3 separate regions of the Mus musculus genome follow, and regions 1 and 3 are each linked to region 2. The links are chromatin contacts, found by Hi-C or POLR2A ChIA-PET in ENCODE. All regions are on one chromosome and are shown on one strand. The core of a region is the stretch at or near the end of the contact, and the rest is flanking DNA. Distances in the headings are between cores, read along the strand shown.

Region 1 (4,377 bases), core at 1,702-4,201, 38 kb before region 2:
GTAGAAGTCAGAGGACAATTTGAAGAAATTGGAAATTGGTTCTCTCTTATCACCATGTAGCATCTAGTGCAGATTGTTAGGTGTGGTAGTTTGAGAATGGCCTGCATAGGCTCATGTATTTGTATGCTTCCTGGTCAGTTAGTAAAACTGTTTGGGAAGGATGAGGGGGGCTGGCCTTGTTGGAGTAGGTGTGTCACTGGCAGTGGGTTTTGAGGTTTTAAAAGACTGCGTCAGGGTTCAGTCCTCAGTATCTCTCTCCCTCTCCCTCTCCCTCTCCCTCTCTCTCCCTGCCAACCTGACCTGTAGACCAGGATGTAAGCTCTCAGCCTTTGTGCCACCCTGCTTCCTGCCATGATAAGAAGCTAATCCTCTGACACTATAAGCAAGCTTCTAAGTCTTTTTTTTTTTTTTTTAATAACACTTGCTTTAGTCATGGTGTCTCTTCCTAACAATAGAACAGTGACTAAGACAGCAGGATTGTCACCAAGTACCTTTCCCTGCTAGGCCATATTGCTGGTCCACAGTGGGATCTTCCTCAGCCCAGTTGTGTTTGTCCCAGGGTCTACAGTGCTGGGCATTCAACAATCACCAAAATCAACATGACACGTTTGCTCCTACTTTGTCGATACATGCAAATGAAAAATAAAGATTTAAATGGGGTGGTGGCAGCTCAGGCCTCTAATCCCAGCACTCAGGAAGCAGAGCCAGTCTACAGAACAAGTCCCAGGACAGCCACGCCAGAGAACACAGAGAAACTCTGTCTCAAAACAAAACAAAACAAAACAAGTAAAACAAATAAATAAAACCCGAACAAACAACCAAGAATTGCAAGAGTTAGAGAGGTGGCCCAGCAGCTGCTGCCAATCCAGCCAAGCAAAGACAGAGACAAGCAAAATCTGGGGACTCCCGGACCAGCCAGCCTTGCTAAAACAGCAAGGTCCGGGGTAACTGAGTAACAGTGTCTCAGAAGGTAAAATTGGTATGTGATAGAAGAAGATACCCCAGCATCTACCTCTGGCTGGGAAACTCTGATGAGTACCCACATACACATACAAGAGATTTCCAACACGAGGGAGTAAGAACCTGTGTGTGTGTGTGTGTGTTTAAGATTTTCATTACTAGCCGGGTGTGGTGGCGCACGTCTTTAATCCCAGCACTCCGGAGGCAGAGGCAGGCAGATTTCTGAGTTCGAGGCCAGCCTGGTCTACAGAGTGAGTTCCAGGACAGCCAGGGCTATACAGAGAAACCCTGTCTCGAAAAACCAAAAAAAAAAAAAAAAAAAAAAAAAGATTTTCATTACTTAGGTATGTGTGAGTGCATATGTGTGCCGATCCCTATCAGATGCTTTGCAGCTCGGGTTACAGGTTTGTGTGACCACCCTGACTGATGCTTATGATAGAGCAGTAACCAGGGGGAGGGTGCAAGAGAGTGAGGGGCGATTCAAGACAGGGTTTCTCTGTGTAGCCCTGGCTGTCCTGGAACTCACTCTGTAGACCAGGCTGGCCTCGAACTCACATTGATCCACCAGCCTCTGCCTCCTGAGTGCTGGGATCAAACTTGAGCACACACACCCAACCCCCACCCTCTAGAACAAGCATTCTTAACCTCTGAGCCTTCACTCCAGTCCCCTGGCTTTTAAAACCCTATATGGCCGGGCATGGTGGCGCATGTATTTAATCCCAGCACTCGGGAGGCAGAATTTCTGAGTTCAAGGCCAGCCTGGTCTACAGAGTGAGTTCCAGAACAGCCAGGCTACACAGTGAAACCCTGTCTCAAAAAACAAAACAAAACAAAACAAAACCCCTATATGAATGTATTTTATGGGTGGATGTGAGTGCGGTGGTTTTGTGGGCAGGCTTGTGTCTTTGTAGAAGTCGGAAGACATGCACAAGTTGATCCTTCTTTCTACTATATGGGAGTGAATTCAGGTCACAGGATTGGCAGCAAGTGCCTTAGTCCACTGAGCCATCTTAGGAGCTCTGGGTAATCCTCTTTCATAGATAGGGAATCTGAGGATCAATCAAACTGAAGATCTGCCCTGGGCCACATGGTGGACAGTTCATTTCAGCTAGATGTGCTGGCTTCCAAGTCTCTAAAATGCTATTTATTTACTTTTTATACTGCTGGCAATCATAACTGGTAGGCTCCTAGCCACACCCTGAGACCTAAAACACTACTTACCAAAAACAAACAAACAAAAAAAAAACAAAAACAAACAAACAAACAAAAAACCCCACCTTTTGATTTCTTTCTATTTTATATTTTTATTATGCGTGTTCGTGCAGGCCAGAGTACTCCCAAGTCTTTCCTCAGGGCCATTCACCTTGGACCTGGGCTCAATGACAGCCAGCACCCCAACTCTGTATTACTGGCCATCACTAAGCTCTTTAGGTGGGTTCTACAGCTAGAACCCAGGACTTTATGCTCTCCCCTTAGCAGCTGAACTAGTCCCCACCCCCACACACCCCAAAAATATAAAATACTACCTTTTCTCCCTCTCTTTTTCCTCCCTCCTTATCCCCGCTTCCGTCTCTTTTTAAAGAGTCTCCATCCTGTGTAATCAATGCTGGTGCTGAGCTGTCTCCACACTGTCTGGTCAATGCTGGTCTTGAGTTCACGATCCTTTCAATGGTGTTACAGGCCTGAGGTACCGCAATACAGTTTAAGACACTCACAGCCTTGGATCCGTGAAGAGGTGGGATCATAACTGACAACCACGTAAGACTCAGCAAAAGGACACAGTGTCCTGGCACCAGGTTTGGGGACGCTTCTTCCAGTCAGCGGGACAGGACCGGGGGAGGCTAAGCCTCAGCTCCCCGGCAGGGCGTCCTGCAAACCCGCGATAAAGCTGCAGACAACACCACGCGGCCGCAGCGGCCACACGTGGGACTGCATTCGGGGGAGGGTGGCTAAGACTCGTCTTTGTCACATGGCTGCCACAGGCCAATCGGCGGCCACCCCAGCCAAGGCCATGACGTTGGTGCGGGATGAAGAGCCTTGGGAAAAAGGTGAGCTTTGCAAACTGGGCGGAGTCGGGAAGAGACTGCCAATTCTTGTCCAGACCAGTTCGCCCCGGATCCGGCTGTCGCTGTGCCCATCAATCTATCTGGATTTGCCACTCCCTGATAGCAACGCTCCGAGTGGAGGATCCTGGGCTCCTCCTGTCCGACCTCGTGCTTCCTTGAGTTTTTGTGCCTCTTGCTCCGCTAGAGTACCAACTCTTACTCCTCTTTCTTTTCTCCCGCAATCTCCACCCCACCCTTTTTTTTTTTAAACCGGCTCCAGGCCCAGCCTCTTTTCCTGTCTCCTGCCCTTCCCTCAAGGCGGCCTTTGTCCCCGCTGTAATCTGGCTCCAGATCTCTGATAGTGCTACTGTGGTGAATCTGCTGGCCTTTGTGAACCTTTGTTTCACTTCCAGCCACACTGACTATAAAAACTGTGGGGTTTCCAGAGCTTCCTGGCTTCTTCTGATCCCTTCTTAGGTGATGTTTCCATGAAATTGGCCTGCCTTCACTTTCCCCACCGTGACCTCCCTTCGACACTTCTGTGCTCTCCCAGACAGCCAGACGCAGCGTGTCCTTTTCCTGGGGGTGGGGGTGGGGTCCTCATCTACTTTTGCTCCTCCTAAACCACGGAGGAGCAACGCCTGAGCTCACTCTATCCCAGATTTGCCTGAATGTATGTTTCACGGCTACAGGTTCAATGTAAGCCATACATTTAGTAAGTAAGTATTGGGGACTGGGTGTGTAGTTCAGCTCTGTAGCGCTCATCTAGCATGCTCTGGGTCCTGGGAGCCATCCTCAGTTAAAGCTGTGTTCCTGTTTCATATATCTAAATACATATTTACGGGGCATGTTAGTTGCTTGAATATTTTGGCCTCTTGTAAAAAGCACAGTGAGTGTAGTAAATACATGATAAAGAATCCTTTGGGGTTGGGGGGTGCTGGTGTGATGGCTCAGCAGGTAAGAGCACTCACTGACTGCTCTTCCAGAGGTTCTGAGTTCAAATCCCAGCAACCACATGGTGGCTCACAACCATCTGTAATGGGATCTGACGCCCTCTTCTGGTGTGCCTGTGAAAGACCCTCGAGGGAAGACCCTCACTCAGACACTCAAGTCCCGGGACAGCCGCGTACCCAAGAAGACACTGAGACCATACATAAAATGTAGAAGGCAAGATTTAATAAGGCAGCAACATGAAAGCACACAGACCAGAGCTCTGGGGTCGAAATAAAGCAGCAACATGGAAGCACACAGAGCTCTGGGGTCGAAACTCATACACCTTAGCACAGGGTAGAGGAGTCTCGACGGTCAGCCAGAATTTTTCACAGGCTTATATAGTAAAACTCAAAGGGGGAGAACTGGGCAGGGAAAGTAC
Region 2 (4,683 bases), core at 700-3,199:
ATGCTAAGCAAAGCCTCTGCCATTGAGCTTCCTGTCTAGCTGGCTCTGTAATTGGCACAGGTTTTACATGTCTGGTAGCGACAAATTCAAATCCTGATTCCTGCCAAGACCTACCTACCTTTGTCCCTTTCTGAATTGTTATCATCATAGGGTTGCTTCAGGGACAAAAAGGGACCATATATGGAGGGATGGCACACACAGGGCATCGGTGAGACATTCTCCCAGTCCCCATACTGAGTGTGCACCGGCACCGTTTGTCTGACATGACTCAGTCTCTGCTTCTGATATGGAGTTTAAGTCTGATACACAGACTTGTCCACATGCTGTAGTGGAGCATCTGTTTCACAAAAGGAAGACTCAGACCTAAGCCTTAACTTGACCAGGGAACCAGTGGAGTCCCAGGGACGCACAGGCTGTTACCTAGTCCTGGATAACAGCCAGGTGTCACCAGCATCTTTGGATCAGTGTTCTTTTTCTTTGGGGCCCTGCTCTTGTGAGTGTGCGCGCCATCTTTGCACAGGGGCCATGCTAATCTCCGTATCAGGCCAATGTTAGTGAGTGACAGTTGAAGAAAACAGCATGATTCTTAGAAGATGCATTCCATACTTTACCAAACTGGGAACCCTGCCGAGGGTTTTTCTCAGCCCACTGCTGAGGAAGACTCAGGCCTAATCAGTCTACTGACCTCAATGTCTCTCAGCTCCCCTGCCCCACAGAGACTAGGTCATGGTCATTTCTCGCTTGGTATCTTGGCAAACCTTGGTTCTTCACTGCCCACTAGTTTTTTTGTTTTGATTTTGTTTTTTCTCCCTGTCACCCAGATTACAAGCCCCTAAGGGTTAACTGCAGGACCCTCCTGTTTCTTTTTCTATTATTTTGAGACAAGTTCTCACTAAAGTTGACCAGGAAGACTGGCATTGAAACTCACTCTGCAAACCAAGCAGGTCTACAAATGGTGAGGCTCCTGCCTCAGCCTGGCTAGTACTACCCATCAAGGCCCATGTGCTGGGCCCAGCTTTTCTACGCTTCATTTTAAATGCCAGTGTCAACCTTGTAACTCCCACAGTCTGTCCCTTCAGTAAATTCTAAACGCCGACATGTTTGCTCCCTTGCCTGTACCTCCGTGTTCCTCTATTGCCTTAAAACCTTGATCTGTCCCCTACCCCCTAGTTTGCTCGGCCCATCTGCAAAAGACTCCTACCACACCCTGCAAAGCAGAGAGGGCCATGCTTCATCTCCAGCTTGGGTTGGGGCGGACAGGTCCGGGGAGGTTTTATTCCCACTCACAGGTTACCCTGAACTCACAACCACAGAATTCTTAGTCTGGTCACCAAGGCTGGCCCCTTAGGATCGCTAGCACTTGGGACTGTCATCAGAGAGCGCTAAGTTGTTCACCCTCCTGCACTCACGCGATGAGGTACTCTGTGCAAGCGACTGCGAGCATTACTTTTTTTTTTTTTGCCAGGGGCGACAGTGCTCTTACTTTAATGCCCCCACCCCGTCGCTCTTGGAGGGAGGTGCACGTCAGCGGTCCCCGTGCGGAGTTGCATAGACAGCTGGCCCATCGCCCCCGCCCCGGTGGGCAATAAGTAACCAGAGCGGTGACCAGGGTGCTCTTTGAACGGAGGGGGACAAAAGGCCCTGTGTGCGCTGCGGGTTACTGATTTACCGCCCCCTCCACCCAACCACTCCCGCCGCGCGGGCGCCAAGGTCCCCGGGACAGAGGGGGCAGCTCGGGAGCTCCACGGCCGCTGTCCCCACGGCGGCCGGGAGTACGGTGTGTGGCCCAACTGGCCCAGAGCTAGAGGGCTCCGCTCCCGGCGCAGGGGCCCGGCTCACCTGGCTCCTCCGCCGCCCGGCTCCCGCGCGCGCGGGTCACGATCCCGGCAGGGCTGGCACACTCACCCGCCCGGAGCTCCTCCGCCCCGGGCCGAAGAGCCAGGAATGTCCCTGCAACTGCAGCGTGGCGGGGGGCTGCCCCCTCCTGCCCCGCCCACCTCGGACTCCGCCCCTCCTGGACCACTTCTGATCTGAGAGGCGTGGTCCGAGACCCGGCAAATGTCAGCCCGGTACCCTAGTGCGGGAGCTCCCCGTTGGGACTGGATCGCCCAGTCTCAGTCGTTCCGGGGCCCCACGTCCAACCTGCAAGGTCTAACTTGCTACCTTGCTCTATCCTTTGCTCTTCCTCAATTTGGCACTCACCAGGCTCTCTGGTTTTCCGTGAAATCACAGAACATCAGAGAGACCTGACCTCTCCTTGGCCTGAGCGACCTTCAGAGGATATTTAAAATATATCTCGGTCGGTCGGGGTGGCGGCGGCGCACTGGGGAGGCAGAGGCAGGTGGGTTTCTGAGTTCGAGGCCAGCCTGGTCTACAGAGTGAGTTCTAGAACAGCCAGAGCTATACAGAGAAACACAGTCTCGGAAAAGAGGGGGGGGGGAGGGAGGGAGAGAGAGAGAGAGAGAAAGAGAGAGAGGAAAAAACTTTAAACTTTAATTTGTAAAAAGTTGTGCTTTTATTTTTAAAAGTTTAAATTTTCACTCTAAAAAGTTTTTTTGTTGTTTCTTTTTGTTTGTTTGGGGTTTTTGTTTTTGTTTTTGTTTTTTCAAGACAGGGTTTCTCTGTATAGCCCTGGCTGTCCTGGAACTCACTTTGTAGACCAGGCTGGCCTTAAACTCAGAAGTTTGCCTGCCTCTGCTTCCCAAGTGCTGGGATTAAAGGCGTGTGCCACCACTGCCCCGCCCTGACTGCTCTTCCAGAGGTCCTGAGTTCAATTCCCAGCAACCACATGGTGGCTCACAACCATCTGTAATGGGATCCGATGCCTTCTTCTGCTGTGTCTGAGAGCAGCTACAGTGGACTCACATACATAAAATAAATAATGCTTTAAAAGAATACTTCCTCTGGTTTTTACATAGATAGTGTTGTGATGACATGGTGGTCTGGTCCACATGTACAGACCTCCTCCTCCTGTGTTGCTCCCCATCCTATCCCTGGGTCTTTGCTCACCCATCCCCTGTTCCTAGTCTAACCTGCTCTCTATTGGTCTGGCACTTTGGTCTCCGTTCAAGGCCCCAGGACATCCCTGGGGATTTGCCAAGTCCCCTTTGTTAGGATGGAGAAAAGAATGAGCCCTGAATCTCAGTACTGTCTATCAGCCTTGTCTCTGTCTTTGTTTGCTCCTCAGCAAATCAGTAAATGATAGTAGGCTGCTGAAGAGACTTGCTGGAAGGAGAATTCACATGTTCATATCTGACCTGTGAGCACTAACAGCCATTCTTTCTTCTTCGCACTTGGCAGGCTGTAACTGCATAGTTGTTATTCATGTAATCAGCTGGGGACCGACCACTAAGCTCCCGGAAGCCAGGAACTGAGTCAGTGGACTTCACTTTTGTATCTCAAGTGCCTGGCACACAGCAGGTGCCTCCAGAGAGCTCCACCCCCACCTGGCTCAGGTGTATCTCATCTACCAGCACTTCTGTCAATCGAATGGACTGTAGCTTAGCTATGAAGTCAGCCAGGCCAAATTTCACCTGAAGTCCCAAGATGTTTGCCTCTATGAAGCGTTTTGGAAAAAAAAAAAGCTCAACTCAGGCCATCTGCAGAGCTCCTAGCTATCACTCAGGGATGAGAGCCTGCCTGGGAAGCAGCAGCTTCCTTTCCTTCAAAAAAAAAAAAAAAATCAGTGGGGCATGGTGGCACACGCCTTTAATCCCAGCACTCGGGAGGCAGAGTCAGGCAGATTTCTGAGTTCGAGGCCAGCCTGGTTTACAAAGTGAGTTCCAGGACAGCCAGGGCTATACAGAGAAACCCTGTCGAAAAACCAAAAAAAAAAAAAAAAAATCTATTGTGTGCATGAGTGTGCTTGCGTGTGTTACCATGAACCATCAGTGTGGACTCTTGGAAGAAACAGCATGCTCTAAACCAATTCTCCCTTCCTCTATTCATATCTTGACTTTTAACCTTATTTACACTTTAATTTCATTATTCTGTGTGCACGTATGGCTGTGTGCACGTACTGCATGCAGTGATGGTTTGGAAACCCGAAGATCTTGGATCCACTGGAACTAGAGTTATGGATGGTTGTGAGTCACCATATGGGTGCCAAACACATGCATGCACACACACACACACACACATGCGTGCATGTATACACTCAGGGTCCGGGGAGAGAAAAAAAAAGTCTAGCATGATCCACGTGATCCACCAGTCAACAGTCTAGCCCCTCAAAAGTGTCCAGGAGGAAGGAGGTGTCTAGCTGGAGGACCTGCTTTGCAGAGAGCTCACCTCAGAATGCCAGGACCTCTCTTCTCCCGGTCCTCCACGGACTCCACTTATTAAATTCAGTTCTTGGGGTCCTTGATGAGCTGACAACAGGAGCTAGACCCTACAACACAGATTTCATTCCAATCCTGAGGTGTATCCTGAGCCCTTGCTAATTAACTAAGAACTTCCTGTAACCCCACTGTCTTCCAAGGTTCCCAAGGCCCTCAGACTGTCACCCCCCCACCCCCGTTCCAAACATATACTCTCTAAATCTCTTGACTGAACGGTTTCACACTCTCACAGGATCTTTCAGTCAGTCAGTCAGTCAGTCAGTCAGTCAGTAAATTGACTGGCAAGTATTTTATTGAAGGTTTATTATGTGACTGTGCCCCGTTCTGTGGGACCTGGTTCACTTCT
Region 3 (4,391 bases), core at 63-2,562, 48 kb after region 2:
ATCTCCCTTTAATATGGTAAAAAAAAAAAAAAATCCCAATTTTATCCAGGGCAAGCAGTTCACAAACACATTAAACTTCCCAAGATTAGTCTGCTCAGCAAGCAAAATAACCAGGGAAAGACTTCTCTGCAGGGACCTGATAGGTTAGCACAGAAACCCAGATAACAGTTCTTGTACATTTGGGTTAGTATTAAGTAGCTAGCTCGGGAAGGGACTCTGAAAAGAGAAAGAGGCCAGCTCGCCCTGCACTCCTCTAGTATCCTTGTTACCCACCCAGTTTTGGTTCAAACAGAGCCATCTGGTAAGGTTCTGCCCAGAAGTGCACCCTGAGTGAGTATACACTGTTCTCCACAACTCTGCATCGAGTGTGAGATGAAGCAGTCAGAGGCAAGATGAATACCTAAGCTTCCCCGCCTCCTGGGCCTCCTCAGTGGAAAAAGCTGTTGGCAACAGACACAGAAATACGGTTTTGAAGGACATAGTGGTGCAAGCCAGCGATGCCCACACTGAGGCAGGGAGACCCATGCAAGTTCAAGGCCAGCCAAGTCTACCAAGGAAGAAACATGGCAAACCAGGACGCAGTCATCAAGCCCAGGAGCTGGGATTCAAGAAGACCTTCCAGAGCTCACGTTGGTCCTCCCTCTCACTAGGAAGGATGAGGGCAGGAGGTCCACCACGAGTTGGAACAGTGAGAGGCGTCGCAAAATAAATGTAATAATAATGAAGTAAATTAAATAAAGCTATTCGGATCTGTCAGAACCATAGGGCTTTGAGAGGAAAGAGAAGCAATGTGGAGTTGTGGAATTAAAGACAGACAGGGACGGGGGCTGGCTCGCCTACGAGTCAGGCTGGGAAAGTCCTGTCGCTGTCTAAGAGGACAAGACCTAGAATGGGGGGAAACTGTTCGCAAGTGAACGCCCTGGAAAGGAGGACGGACAAATTCCGCAGGGTAACGAGTTACTAGGTCCAGCACCCTTCGCGAGAGCGAGCTCGCAGCTCCGGAACGTCGTGCAGAGGCTGGCGGGCGCCAGGGGAGTGACAGGAGGCAGGGCCATCCCATCCCGCCTCGGTCCAGCCGCCAACCCCGGAGCCCCCGACTCACCTTCCTCCCTCCCCGCCGGCTGCGCACCGGACACAGCTTCCCACAGGCGACGCGCCCTCTCGCGGTCAAAGCGCACTCCGTCCGGTTCCCGACCCTCCGGCTCCTCGGAGCCCTTGTACGGTCCGGCTTCTCCAGGGTCCGCAGCATCCGTAGCATCGGGCGCAGGACACTCCATCTTTCCGGCAAGACGCGCCGTTAAGAAGCTGCGCATGCGGCCTGCTACCACGAGCAGTGGGTGGGCGGGGATTTGACCCGGCCAGCAACTCTCGCGAAGTTTGGGCTCTGCAGAGTCCCGCTGGGGCGGGGCCCTGAGGGGGCGGGGCCCAGAGGAGGCGGGGCCCAGAGGCTCATTTTGTTTTGGTTCCTCTGGCGCCTTAGGAGTCCAGTGAATTGGAAAAAAACGGTTCATGTTGATCACTTCTTAGCTCAGGGCTCTCAGTTTTGCTCAAGGTGAGCCACTGACGGACACTTGTCATTTCCTTTTTCTATATGTGGAAAATTATCTCCCATTTCTTTTCTTTTTTCTTTTTGGTTTTTCGAGACAGGGTTTCTCTGTGTAGCCCTGGCTGTCCTGGAACTCACTCTGAAGACCAGGCTGGCCTCGAACTCAGAAATCCTCCTGCCTCTGCCTCCCGAGTGCTGGGATCAAAGGCATGCACCACCATGCCCGGCAATTTCTCCCATTTCTTTGGAAGAGAACCTAAGACCCAGATTCTAGAAATGTTTTACTTAGCTTATTAAAGCAGACATAATGGTACAGCTCTTCATCTCAATACACAGGAGGTGGAGGATATAAGATTAGGAGCTTGAGGCCAGCCTGGGCTACCTGAGACCCTGTCTAAGAAGCACTTACTAATGGCTGAGCACGGTGGCTCATACTTGCTATTCCAAAATTTGGGAGACTAAGGTTAGAGAAATGCACATTTGAGAAAAAAAAGACATTGTTCGAGAAAAAGATAGTTAAGGCTGTGGTCAAAGTACTCTGGAGGACGCAAGACGACCAGGAGTTCAAGACAAACCTCTGCTCCAATAATAGATCATCTCTCAACGAAACAAAACACACCCACAAAACAAACAAAAACCCAGACAATAATAAGGTTGGATGTGGTGCCTGCCTGTAATTATATCACTCTGGAGGCTGAGGCAGGAGGATTGTCATGATGTATTTGAGGCTAGTGTTGGGAGCCATCTTCACTTTATGGGGTCTGGATGAGAGAGTTAGAGCTTCTCCTTGGTCTGCAGTATCTGATAAGTTCTTGGGCTTGTTCTCAGTTCATTCCCAATAAGTTTATGAGGTAGCATCCTCTGTTCTCAGGAATAAGTCGTTTATCAATCTCTGCCGATGAGTGGTGCCGAGCAAATAGGAGTTTGGGTCCACTGAGGAATACAGTTTACTTCTACCCTCAAGGTGGAGACACAGGCTGCTTGTAAAATGGAATCTTGGTCCATTTTACACGGTAGGAAACAAAACAAAACACTGTTTTACATGATAATGAGGTAAAATAGGGCACTGCTGGTCTTATATTGCTGTAATATTAGTTTTATTATTATTATTACTGTTATTGTTATTATTATTTGTTGTTATATTTTTGAGACAGGACCTATGTAGCCCTGGCTGTCCTGGGACTTACTATGTAGACCCAACTGGCCTTGAACTCATAAAGATCTACCTGCTTCTGCCTGCCAAGTGCTGAAACTAAGACTAAAGGTGTGTACTGCCATGCCTAGCTTTAGGTATCACTTTGAGGCACTGTAAAAAGGCAGAAAATTGAGGCGACCTTGGAGTGACAGAAGCCCCTGACCCAGGGGTCTAGTTTGCTTTTCCTGTTCACTCAGAGTTGGGTAATTTCAAAATAATCCAAGAAGCCAAGGTTGCTATAGTGATAGTGCTTATCTTCCTAAAGACATCTTAGAGGAAGAAACTAGAAACAACTGACTGAGCTGGTGGGATAGGCCAGTCACCCCACAGCTTGGCACATAGAGTTGGAAGGTCAGGAGTTCAAGGCCAATCTGAGATACACAAACTGACTCGTAACAGCAGAAAAGGGCTCTAGGGCTCAGCCTGTAAAGGTGCTTGCTACCAAGCCTGACATCCAGTGTTTGATCCCTGGGGCTCTTACATGATGTAAGTGTCACTAGCAGTTGGGGTTGCATGGGTAGGGACAAGGCCTCTTATCCAAAGAACTGAAGAAGGAGGCGCCATGACTAAGAATGACATACAGAAAGAAGCATTGATTTTGGCTTACAGTTCCAGAGCGAGAGTTCATAGTGGGAAGGAGGCACGGCAGCAGGTGGTCCCCCAGATCAGACATCACTTAGATGTCACAACCCACAACAGCTTGCAGAAGCAGAGTGAGAACTGGTGTGGGGCAAGCTCTAAACTCTCAAAGCCCACCAGAGTGCTGTACTTCCTGTAGAGAGACTCTACCCACTAAAGTTTCCACTACTTCTCCCAACAGCAAAACCAGCTAGAGAGGCCAGGCATGGTGTCGCTCGCCTTTAATCCCAGCACTTGGGAGGCAGAGGCAGGTGGATTTCTGAGTTCGAGGCCAGCCGGATCTATAGAGTGAGTACCAGGTCAGCCAGGGCTATACAAAGAAATCCTGTCTCAAAAAACCAAATAAATAAATAAATAAACACACCAAACAAAACAGTTAGGAACCAAGTGTGAGCCTGTGGGAGAGAGAGATTTCTGGGCACAGATTGATTTGCAAAAAAAAAAAAAAAAAAAAAAAAAAGATAAACTTTACTTGAAGCCAAGCAATAATACATTTTACAGAAGATACATGGTTATAATTGACAGTAGATCACATGAGTGAGGGCACTCAAGGACCCAGAATGCACTCTGGGGTCTGTCTTTCTTGGGTCTTGAGGACAGGCTGATTACTCCGGGCTGTAGTTGGTGGTTGTCTGTTGTGATTGGTAGATTAGGCCCTGCATTGACAGGTATCTGCATCTAGTTTGCACACACAACTATGCATAAGTTAATAGAGGATTCTCGTGGAGAGTTCTGTAGATAGTTTGTTCTGCCTCACATCATCCAAAATGTGGGAAGCCACATGTGCCGTTGCTGAGTGGCACTGACTACTGATGGCCACCATGCATAAGATTGGACAAACAACCAATGTGTACATATGCAGTAAAGTTTTTTGCAAAAACACTGCCTGGCCCAGGCATGATAATGAGGTATGATAATGAGGTTCTGTAAGGTACTGAGAGTATAACCAATCAGATGTGAGACATGCAAATGAGGTATGATAATGAGGTTCTGTAAGGTACTGAGAGTATA

The links. Hi-C counts contacts between places; a loop is a spot of excess contacts on that map. ChIA-PET counts read pairs that join two places held with the same protein, here RNA polymerase II (POLR2A).
Region 1: POLR2A ChIA-PET joins it to region 2 with 14 read pairs in embryonic stem cell. The contact joins the enhancer-like site here to the promoter of Fgfr4 in region 2. POLR2A ChIA-PET finds 5 or more read pairs at or near these places in 5 of 5 experiments (Patski and embryonic stem cell).
Region 3: a map of mouse trophoblast stem cell shows a loop between it and region 2 (1.8-fold over the local background). The contact joins the promoter of Zfp346 here to the promoter of Fgfr4 in region 2. A Hi-C loop is called at or near these places in 4 of 37 maps with a recorded cell type or tissue (gastrocnemius and mouse trophoblast stem cell). POLR2A ChIA-PET finds 5 or more read pairs at or near these places in 3 of 5 experiments (all embryonic stem cell).

What each region holds. Positions count from the first base shown.
Region 1 is chr13:55,188,939-55,193,315 of GRCm38, reverse strand. No RefSeq gene overlaps it. Among named protein-coding and RNA genes, the nearest start is that of Nsd1, 19 kb to the left of the region's middle. Within about 2 kb of position 2,951, at least 3 of the 3 ENCODE cell types and tissues checked have a DNase peak (open chromatin) inside an H3K27ac peak, as active enhancers do.
Region 2 is chr13:55,150,084-55,154,766 of GRCm38, reverse strand. It overlaps Fgfr4 (fibroblast growth factor receptor 4), which reads right to left and starts at 1,949. Exons shown (of 18, transcript NM_008011.2): 1 at 1,840-1,949.
Region 3 is chr13:55,102,230-55,106,620 of GRCm38, reverse strand. It overlaps Zfp346 (zinc finger protein 346), which reads right to left and starts at 1,312. Exons shown (of 7, transcript NM_012017.2): 1 at 1,103-1,312. The coding sequence starts at 1,277.